Regions from separate parts of the Homo sapiens genome. Here all the other regions are linked to region 3. The links are chromatin contacts, found by Hi-C or POLR2A ChIA-PET in ENCODE. All regions are on one chromosome and are shown on one strand. Each heading gives the region's core, a stretch centred on a gene start or an enhancer-like site at or near the end of the contact. The rest is flanking DNA. Distances are from core to core; before and after follow the strand shown. Region 1 has its middle 17 kb from the start of HNMT. Region 2 overlaps NXPH2 (neurexophilin 2). Region 3 has its middle 170 kb from the start of LINC01832.

Evidence for each region. Hi-C counts contacts between places; a loop is a spot of excess contacts on that map. ChIA-PET counts read pairs that join two places held with the same protein, here RNA polymerase II (POLR2A). Pooled maps may share reads with other maps.
Region 1: a loop to region 3 is called in a map of GM12878, with 2.3 times the contacts of the local background. The contact joins two enhancer-like sites. A Hi-C loop is called at or near these places in 3 of 168 maps with a recorded cell type or tissue (Caco-2, GM12878 and IMR-90) and 5 of 50 pooled maps. POLR2A ChIA-PET finds 5 or more read pairs at or near these places in 2 of 52 experiments (A673 and WTC11).
Region 2: a map with no recorded cell type shows a loop between it and region 3 (2.2-fold over the local background). The contact joins two enhancer-like sites. A Hi-C loop is called at or near these places in 1 of 168 maps with a recorded cell type or tissue (Caco-2), 2 of 37 single-sample maps with no recorded cell type and 4 of 50 pooled maps.

Annotation. Positions count from the first base shown.
Region 1 is chr2:137,946,048-137,949,244 of GRCh38, forward strand. No RefSeq gene overlaps it. Among named protein-coding and RNA genes, the nearest start is that of HNMT, 17 kb to the right of the region's middle. Within about 2 kb of position 1,869, at least 2 of the 41 ENCODE cell types and tissues checked have a DNase peak (open chromatin) inside an H3K27ac peak, as active enhancers do.
Region 2 is chr2:138,707,735-138,710,891 of GRCh38, forward strand. All of the region lies in intron 1 of NXPH2 (neurexophilin 2), which reads right to left. Among named protein-coding and RNA genes, the nearest start is that of NXPH2, 71 kb to the right of the region's middle. Within about 2 kb of position 1,439, at least 2 of the 41 ENCODE cell types and tissues checked have a DNase peak (open chromatin) inside an H3K27ac peak, as active enhancers do.
Region 3 is chr2:138,266,104-138,269,251 of GRCh38, forward strand. No RefSeq gene overlaps it. Among named protein-coding and RNA genes, the nearest start is that of LINC01832, 170 kb to the left of the region's middle. RefSeq lists an enhancer at 495-1,694. Within about 2 kb of position 1,493, at least 3 of the 41 ENCODE cell types and tissues checked have a DNase peak (open chromatin) inside an H3K27ac peak, as active enhancers do.

The DNA.
Region 1 (3,197 bases), core at 619-3,118, 320 kb before region 3:
ATAGCACTCTTGGCCTCTGGATATAAACCTTTGCTTATCAATTTGAGATTGCTCTTGGTAGTATTATTTTGCTTTTTGATCTTTATTTCGTGGACTGCCTCTGTTTCCTCCATGTTCTGAATACTTAACTTCAGTCTTCTTGGACATCCTCTTTTACCTTGTATCCAGAACATGGACAGGTGGTTGGGAGCTAGATCCCTGGTAAAGATGGAGGCATTCTCTCTAGAGAAATGGAAGAGCCCCAGAAACTATGTCTACATGTTGTAAATGAATGGATCCTCAATAAAAGAGCCAAGCCCTTTGTTATCCTTCATGATGAAACTCACTTGTTAGGTTTCTGAGCTCTAATACCACCTATGTTTTCTGAGCCCTAAGAAACTGATTAAAAGCTCAGGGTTCATAAATGTTACAAGTATGCAAACTCTAACAGAAACTCTGCATTTATCTCCTACCCCTCATAAAATCATATGTTCTCAATGTCTGTCACAGGGTTATTCAATTTCTCCCCAGAATTGTCATCCTGGAGGGTGAGACAGAGGCACTGTTTGTTCTAGTAGCCATCAACCAAAATAATATCTGGAATACAGATTTAAAAGACACAGTGTTTGATGCCAAAAAGGCTTAAGTGCAGTAATACTGATACACATTTAAGCAGATGTTGTACATGCTATGATTCAAATGTTTGTGTCACTCCAAAATTCACATGTTGAAACCTTAGCCCCAAGGTGATAATATTAGGAGGTGGTGGCCCTTAGGAGATGATTAGATCACATGGGAGGAACCTCATGAATGAGATTACTGTTCTTGTAAAAGAGACCTTCCTTGCCCCTTCCACCATGCAAAGACATATTTAAAAGCCTCCGTCTATGAAAAAGCAAACCATCACCAGACACGGAACCTGCCAATATCTGGATCTTGGACTCCCCAGCCTTTAGAACTATAAGAAATAAATTTCTATTGTTTATAAGATACCTAGTTTATAGTATTTTATTACAGGGGCCCAAACAGACTAAGAGAGTACATGTTGTTTAGACAGGAGTATAATGAGGATTTAGTAAGAATACAGTAAGGTGAAAACAAAATGCAATCAATTGTGGAACAGAGGGAAGAAATGTTGCCTCTGCTTGGAGAGAGTGTTGGAAGGCTTTATAGCAGGGGTAACCTTTGAACTAGGGGTTTCTGAAATAAATGTGTACAGGGTAGAATTTCCAAGCAGCAGAACGCATGCAGAAAAGCATCAAGAAGTCATAAAATAGGTTGTTCTTGGCAAATGATACAAAGTTATAGGTGTGGGAATGTTGGTCGTGAGAGGAAGTTTCGTTCTCAGAATCAAAATCAGTAGCAGCTAGGTACTCATCTCACAATGTTGCTTCAGAAAAATACAACTGTAAACTTATTCCTTGAAATATTGCAGGCTGCTCATTTTTCCTGGGTTTCTCACTGTGACTGTCCACCTATCACTTCCTCTTTCCTTAGCTATTGTGCTTGCCATGTCTTCTATTACTCAGTAACTCAGGAGAGAGATATGGGCTTACATTACCAAGGTCTAACAGGATGGGAGACATGAGGCTTGTTGAAAAAAAAAAAAAAGGAGTAATTCAACATACATGATGGGATTTGAAGATTTTAATTCATGTCAGAATTCTTTCTGGATTCCAGATTTGGCTGCAAATTTCATAAGAAATCGTTGAAGTATAGGTATTTGTAGTTAAACGATCTCAACGAACAAGACATACTATGGTCTTTAACCCCTGTGCTCCAGGAACTTAGATCCCTGGTGTTCCAGGCCAGTGTTCTTTTTATCCTGTTTTATCCCTGCTTAGGTATGCAAAATCAAGAATAAACAGGGTTTCTTCCTTCAGTGGAAACAGGGTCACAAGCCACCAGGTGGCAGTGGTCGTTAAAAGTGGATACAAGTTACAGGACAAGAATATTCTGTACTCCTTCCTCTTTTCATCCTGGCCATATTGGAAAAGTTTTTCATGTTCTAAAATTTCATGAACATCTCCAGCTGGATCCTACTTTTCTATGGGCAATGCCATTCTTTCAGTTTCTCAAGTTCATGTATTATTTACCTTTCTAATCACTTATTTTTTAATCCAATTAATCTGCTTCTTACTAACACATTGTTTTTATCACATGAATTTTCTCAAATACTTGCAATGGCTTCTTAGCAACTACTTTGTTCTTGTAAAGTTGCTGTGAAGTTGTTAACAATTGCTTTGTAGTCAAGTAGTTTTCAAGCTCTTCAGGCTCATAACCAAAACTCATACTGCCTAGACCAATCCACCTTTACATAAACATAGAATCACATAGTGTTGTACATTGAAAGTAACTAGTAAAATTTGTAGAAATTATAAATTTACAAATTTGTAGTAAAATAATCACTACACAAAAAATAATAAAATATGTAAATATTATTCAAATCTATCAAAATATGTATTTAAAATACCAATCATTGAAATGGCATATAATTGATATTTGTATATAATTATAAATATACAAATTTATAGAAATGAAAATATAAGGGTTTTAGCCCTTATATTTTTTAACACCAATAAGTCATTTAAAGCTATCAACTGAAAAGTGAAATAACAGGCACTAAAACTTAGAGAAATTATGGTTAGGTTTATTTTGAGCCAAGTTTGGGGTCTTAAGCCTGGAAACACAGACTCAGTGCAGACTGAGAATGAGTCTCCAAAGTAGGTTCCATGAGGCACAGTATATAATTTCCTAATAGAAGGATGCATGTGGTACAGAAGGTGGGAGAAGCAGGGCCATGAAGCAGCAGTTACATTCCTATGATTCTGACTGGTGCTCAGTGACACTATCCATAGGTGATATATATGCATAAAGTGTACATGCAGTTGAGCGGGTAGGGACTAAGGTTAGGCATCTGAGGATCTGGTACAGGGTGAGTGATTCCATCTTGTCTTTGTTCTACCTCTGATACACGTTTATAACCTGTACCTGTCGGTGAAATACTTAACAAACTGCAGTTACGCAGGTAAGAGGTCAAATTTAGTTTATAGGCCTAGGTTTTATTACCCATGTGCCTGACTGCAACCATCGTGGCCACTGTTAAAATTTTCTTTTGATTTTTTTTTTTATGACAAAGCCTATAGGCCCTTGAGGTTTAAAGATTACACATTATAAAATTTCAGCCAGGTACAGTAGCTCATGCCTGTAATCCCAGA
Region 2 (3,157 bases), core at 189-2,688, 440 kb after region 3:
TCTGGTGGTGGTGTTCTTTTTGTATCCAAGTGCCAGGTCTTAAAATTATCCCTTGTAACTTTCTTCTCTGTGGATTTGGCCCATCATTCTAGCCTGAGATCCTTTTGAATCCTGTCAGCCAATAGGTCCCTCTCTCTCTAAGCCTCATGTCATTAGCTAATTTAATAAGTAAGACTTGTGTCTGCCCTTTTAAAATCTGACCTTGTCAGAAGACTCCCTGGACAGTCAAGCTGATTACTACAGATACTCCCTCCATTTCTCTCTTACTGAAATAATTTGTGATGGCAGTCACAAATCTGACTGTCCCAAGATGCCAGGGCTGTCTCCTCTTATAGAGCCTCATGTGTGGCACTGTGCTTGTCTTGTCCATAACTGCACTTACCCTACTACACAGGGCATTTAATAAATGTGTTTAAATCACAGAATTTCATTGTTTTTCTGGCATGGGACAACAGGAAAGCCGATCTGGAAAAACAACAATAACAACAAGACAGCTGCTACTTTCCTCAGCCGTCACACACGCTGCCCACTTCACAACTATCTCCCCGGCCATGAACTTGAACTTGAGAGAAGAATGAGTATCAATGAATTAAGATGTTTTAGAAAGTATCTGAACATACAATTGAGCTGGCACTATTTTGTACATCAGGATTTTAATATTGCAAAGGACTGTATTGATTGCCTAAATCTAAAAATAATTTCATTAATGGAAGAAGATGTAATGTGATTTAATATGCAAATTAATGCTGCATTCACTGAAAACTATTAAACCAGCTCATTTAGCAATTTGAGTGAACATTGCTAATACATTTCCAGAGTTTTCTTTTTCCTCTACAATCATACTGAAAACTCCTGAAAGACAACAAATGTCTTTTAGTTCTGAATACTCTATATAGCAGTCTAGAAATAGGCCAAGCTAATGTGAGGTATAGTGCTTATTATTCTTTGAATGTTGTTCTAAATTAAGGAGACAAGTTGCAGAAAAGTTAACTACTGTGAACTGGAAAACCTCCAATTAAGTAGTTGGATTCCAACCTCTCCTTGACTCACAGGCTGGAGGACATTTATCAAAGCATAGGGACATCGGGACTGAAAACAAGGGCTGATTTAGACAACAAAAGCTCTGATTCACTCTCTCCATGTTGACAAAATATACTCTATACCCACAAACTTAAGCTGTGTCCATGCACACACAAACCAGTCTGAAACAAAAACAAGTGAGCATTTAAATTTAGACCAATTATGACAGCAAAAGCTGTGTTCTTTGGCATTCTACCAAACAAAAAGCTTCAGAAACCAGCACTTCAAATACTCCCCTGGTCCACACATGTATTCTAGCAGCAGGGACTGGCAATGGAGCTAATTCCAATCAACGAGGAAGCTATTTAGGTCCCACAAGGCTGACTCTGAGAGTCGCTGGGGGATGCTGGGGTGCTGGCTCCACTCGAGACGGTACAACAGCCCCTTCTATCCTCTCAGGGAAACAGGGGCAGCTGCCCAGGGGAGGCTCACACTGCACTTTCTCTCCCATCCTAAATCCTACAGCAGCCTTCACAGTTTCTCTTTTTATAATTTTATTTTATTTTGGTGAAATAGAGATAACAAAATTTGTCATCTTAACCATTATTAACAGACTTTATTTTTTAGAGCAGTTTTGAGTTCACAGCAAAATTAGCAGCCAAGTACAGAGATTTCCCATATACCCCTGCCCCCCTCCCTACCCACAGCTGCCCCATTACCACCTTTCCCCCCACCAGTGTGGTGCATTTGTTACAATCAATCCTACATTGACACATAACTACCACCTCAAGTCCATGTTTATGTTAGGGTTCACTCTTGCTGAATCCTATGGGTTTTGACAAATGTATAATGACATGTACCCACCATTATAGGAGCATACTAAATAGTTTCACTGCCCTAAAAATCCTCTGTGCTTTGCCTATTCATCCCGTCCTCTCCCCAACCCCTAATTCTTTTACTGTCTCCCTAGTTTTACCTTGCCCAGAATATCATCTAATTGGAATCAGTAAGTACTATTTTCAGATCAGTGTCTTAGTATTTCACTTAGTATTGTACATTTAAAGTTTCTCCATGTCTTTTCATGGTTTAATCATTTCTTTCACCTGTGGAATAACATTCCATTGCCTGGATTTACCACAATTTATTTATCCATTCACCTACTGAAGGATATTTTGGTTGCTTCCTAATTTTAACCTCTTTTATGTGTACAATTCAGTGGCATTACTTGTATTCACAATATTGTGCAACCATCACAACTGTCTATTTCTCAAACTATTCCATCACTTCAAAAAGGAACTCTGTTAAACATCAAGCAATAACTCCCATTCCTCCCAGCCCCTGGTGACTTACTTCCTGTCTCTATGAATTTACTTATTATTTAATATTTCATGTTAGTGGAGTCATACAATATTTGTCCTTTTGTGTCTCACTTGTATCACTTAGCATAATGTTTTCAGGTTTGTCCATGCCGTAAATATATCAGAACTCCATTCCTTTTTACGGCTAAATAACATTTAATTGTATGTATGTACCACGTTTTGTTTATTCATCACCTCTTGATGAATACTTGGGTTGTTCCCACCTTTGGCAATTGTGAATAATGCTGTAATGAAGATTGGTATAAAAGTATTTGCTTGAGTCCCTGTTTTCAATTATTTTGGGTATATATCCAGGAGAGGAATTGCTGAGTTATATGGTAATTCTATGTTTAGCTCTTAGAGAAACCGCCAAACTTTTTTTCAGCAACTCCACTATTTTACATTCCCACCAACAACACACAAGGGTTCCAGTTTGCAGCTTCTCTTAAACCCAAGCAGAGTAGTTAGTTCAAATGAAGGTTATCTTGAAGTTACCTGGCCTATTGATTAGCTGGCATCCTTCCTCCACCCTAGACTCTATGAGATAAATTTTACTATAAGCTATTATAATTTACCACTCTCAGGCCTACAGTTCTCCATTAGTTTCCCTCACTAAGACTTCTGTTTCTATGCTCTGGACCTCATTACTCTCCTAACATAACCTTGATTCACTCGCCGTCTGTTTTCCACCCTGCTGAAGCAGCCCAACACACCTCTGACTCCATAACTCATCTAAACCACCCATGCCAAACACTTTACCCAAGCTGGCTTCCCCGACT
Region 3 (3,148 bases), core at 243-2,742:
AAAATTTTTTTAAAAAATAAAATAACCTGGTACTTGACCAAACAGCTAGGTACCATAGCCTAGCCAAGTTGGCACATAATTAATCTGCAGATTTGGATTAAGACATTTTGCTCTAGAGAGATTACATTTGCTTCTGACAGTCTCTTGGGGACATTACACTAATCAGAGACCTACTTAAAACCAACTCAATTCTTAAGATGGTATGGACTATGCAAGATATTAAACTTCAGGTTGCAATTCCATGAGAAGCCTGGTATACTTCTGGTTGACCCTCACTCAGAGTATGTAGTTCTTTAAAATCCCAGCTCATTTTGCATAAAGTTGTCTCTTAAACCTCTTACTTCTGCCAGTCCTGGGCTTTGAATTTTTTCCCACTTGCCTTCCAAAATGATCAAACCCAATTTACAGGAGACACAAATGCAGGTCAAAAGTAGCTTTGGTGTTTCTTAAATTCTCTTCAATGTTTTAAAATAATATATTATTCAGGTTTTTTTGGTAAAGTTTTTGAGGGAGAAATTATTAAAATAATCTAGCCAAACATTGCTTCCAGAAGCTAAACCTAAAATTTTCCACTTTTCCAGTGCAACATGAAAGTTCAAACAAAACTTCCTCCTTATCAAAATATAATTAAAATATAAAAATCTGATGGAAAAATAAAAATTTTAAAGCAAGATTCTCCTTAAATTTTGTTTCTACAGAATGACAGTATCTTCATAGTGAAAGAAAAAAAAGAAAAGAGTGGTTTGTGGTCAAGTAAATTTGGCAAATGTTGCAATAAACTTTTTTTTCAGATTTCTCTGAACTTGATATAATATTTTTGCCTGTGTAAAGGAGAAGGGCATATTTTGCTGTGCTTTTTGAACTTATTTTACCATGAAATTTCTTCTTTACATGGAGCATCTCCAAGGACATGTGTTCCACAGCATATACTTAAAGTCGCTTGAAATTAATAGCTGTATTTTTCTCTTGTCCTAAGCTGGAGGTGCCTGCTCTTCCCTGCTGGGTTCTGCTCTATCCAGAATGGTGGCTAGAGTGCCATATTCAACAAGAGGGTGAGAAGCACAGAAAAGCTAGCAGGAGGGCTGTTCTGCATGTGCATAGGAGGTACAGGCGCAGGTTCACACCCAGGTGAAGAACTTTCCCAGGTCCTTGTGCTTCTCTGTACTCCCAGGCTTCTGGGACCTTGTGAGTCTTGTCAAAATCTGTGAGATTTTGCTCACCTCACACAGGCCCTGCACACTGTCCTCTGTGAGGGCCCGCGGTCTCACACCTACACTCAGGGTCAAGTAAAGACACTGTCTAGGAGCCCCGCTCCCAGTGAGCCCACCTAGAGAGCCCACTTTCACAGCACCAAACTTTTCACTGTTGGGTAGTTATGTGAGTTTCTTCTGAGATTCTCTACATTGCTGTTTTGGAAACTGCTTAATTATAAGTAATTCAGTCCCTAAATTTCATTTGATAGAGAACATATTTCACTGTTGAATCACAAATTGCATATGAATAAGTCATAGTCTGTTTCCTGCCTGCCCCATGATTTCATTATACATAAGTTTTATCACTGGGACCATTTCCAAAACATAAACCAAAGAGCTTTCATTATTAGTAGGACTGAGCATCATTTTGTGTTTTCTGGTCTTCTTTTTACTCATTGTAATTCTAAAGGCCATGTTAATCAATTTCTGAAACTCACTTAACCTGGTTCTAATTGATTAATGCATTTCCTCTCCATGTATTAGGCATTTTCTTTACTCTTGCTTTTCTTCTCAGAAAAATAAATGTGTATGTATGTGTGTGTGTCTATATACCTTGTAATCATTAATATGACTTGGAAAATGTTAAATTAACTAAAGTGAATGTGTAAAATAAGTTGGGTGAAAATATAACTTCATTGCAATATTGAGATTTTCTCTAGGGATGAGCAGGTCCCTCTGCTCAAGTCTCTAATTCCCCTTTTCACAGTTTAGTGATTCCATGCCTCTCCCACACATGGCTTAATTGGTGCAGTCTTTTGAACTTCTTGGAGTGATGTTATATTTAGTTGCCAATATTATTTCTGCTTTCTGTTCCCATGGTTTCTCAGTCAGGCAATCAGATCATCTGAAAATGCTACTTGGCCTTTGTTTCTGTATTTCCCAATTTTGTCTAAAGGTTTTGCTTATTTTTTCTGATCAGTCATAAATATTAGTGGGGACGGTGGCTTCTTTGTCTTTTTCCTAATGGCACTGAGACAGGAGTATGCCAGCACAGGCTGAGGTTCTTCTCTCTTTGAGATCTATCTGATAAATAATGTTACAGAATTATGCAAATGCTACCAGTTTTTGTGAGTCTTGAATCAACATAAAATACTGAATTTTAGAAAATACCTTTTTTTTGCATCTTTTCAGATGAGCATGTATTTTTCCTCCTCTGACATTGTAAATATTAAATCTTTATATTTTTTGAAAATACCACACTCTAGTCATGGCCAAGAAAACCAGCCCGGTTTTACGCTCCTTCTTTAGGAGACCTGATCAACAGAACCAAGTAGCATTTTAAGACCCACTTAGTTCCTAAATTAAAATTTGTAGAATTTAGAAATGATAGGTCCTACTTCCCAGGGGTATTTCTTCATTGAGTATAAGCTTTCAGTATGTAATGGATACGTTGTCTTAGTGCAAGAAAGTGTTTTTCTATTTGTATTTTGCTGGTTTATTTTTTAAATCATGATTAAATGTTGGATTATGTCAAATGCTTTTCTGTGTTTATCAAGATGAGCATTATTTTTGTCTTTTTCTATTAATATGATATTTTACAATGATTTATTCTTAGATGTTAAACCATCACTGCATTTGCAAAATAATTTCACAAGGTTGAGGTATGTGATTCATTTTATATATTACTTTATTCAGTTTTCTAGTGTTTTTAGAGAATGTCTGTGTCTGCACTCATCAGGAGATAACTGGTCTGTCGTCTTAATTTCTTAAGATACTTTTGTCTGGATTTTGTATCATGCTAATACTGGCCTCATGGAATAAACTGGGAAGTATTCTCTCTTGATAATGAAGGATTGAATTGTTAGTGAAGGACTGGTATTAATTCTTCATTAAATACTTAGTCAAATTCACAAGTTTTAAAAAATTAATTAGTACAAATTTTGGAGGACATGGCT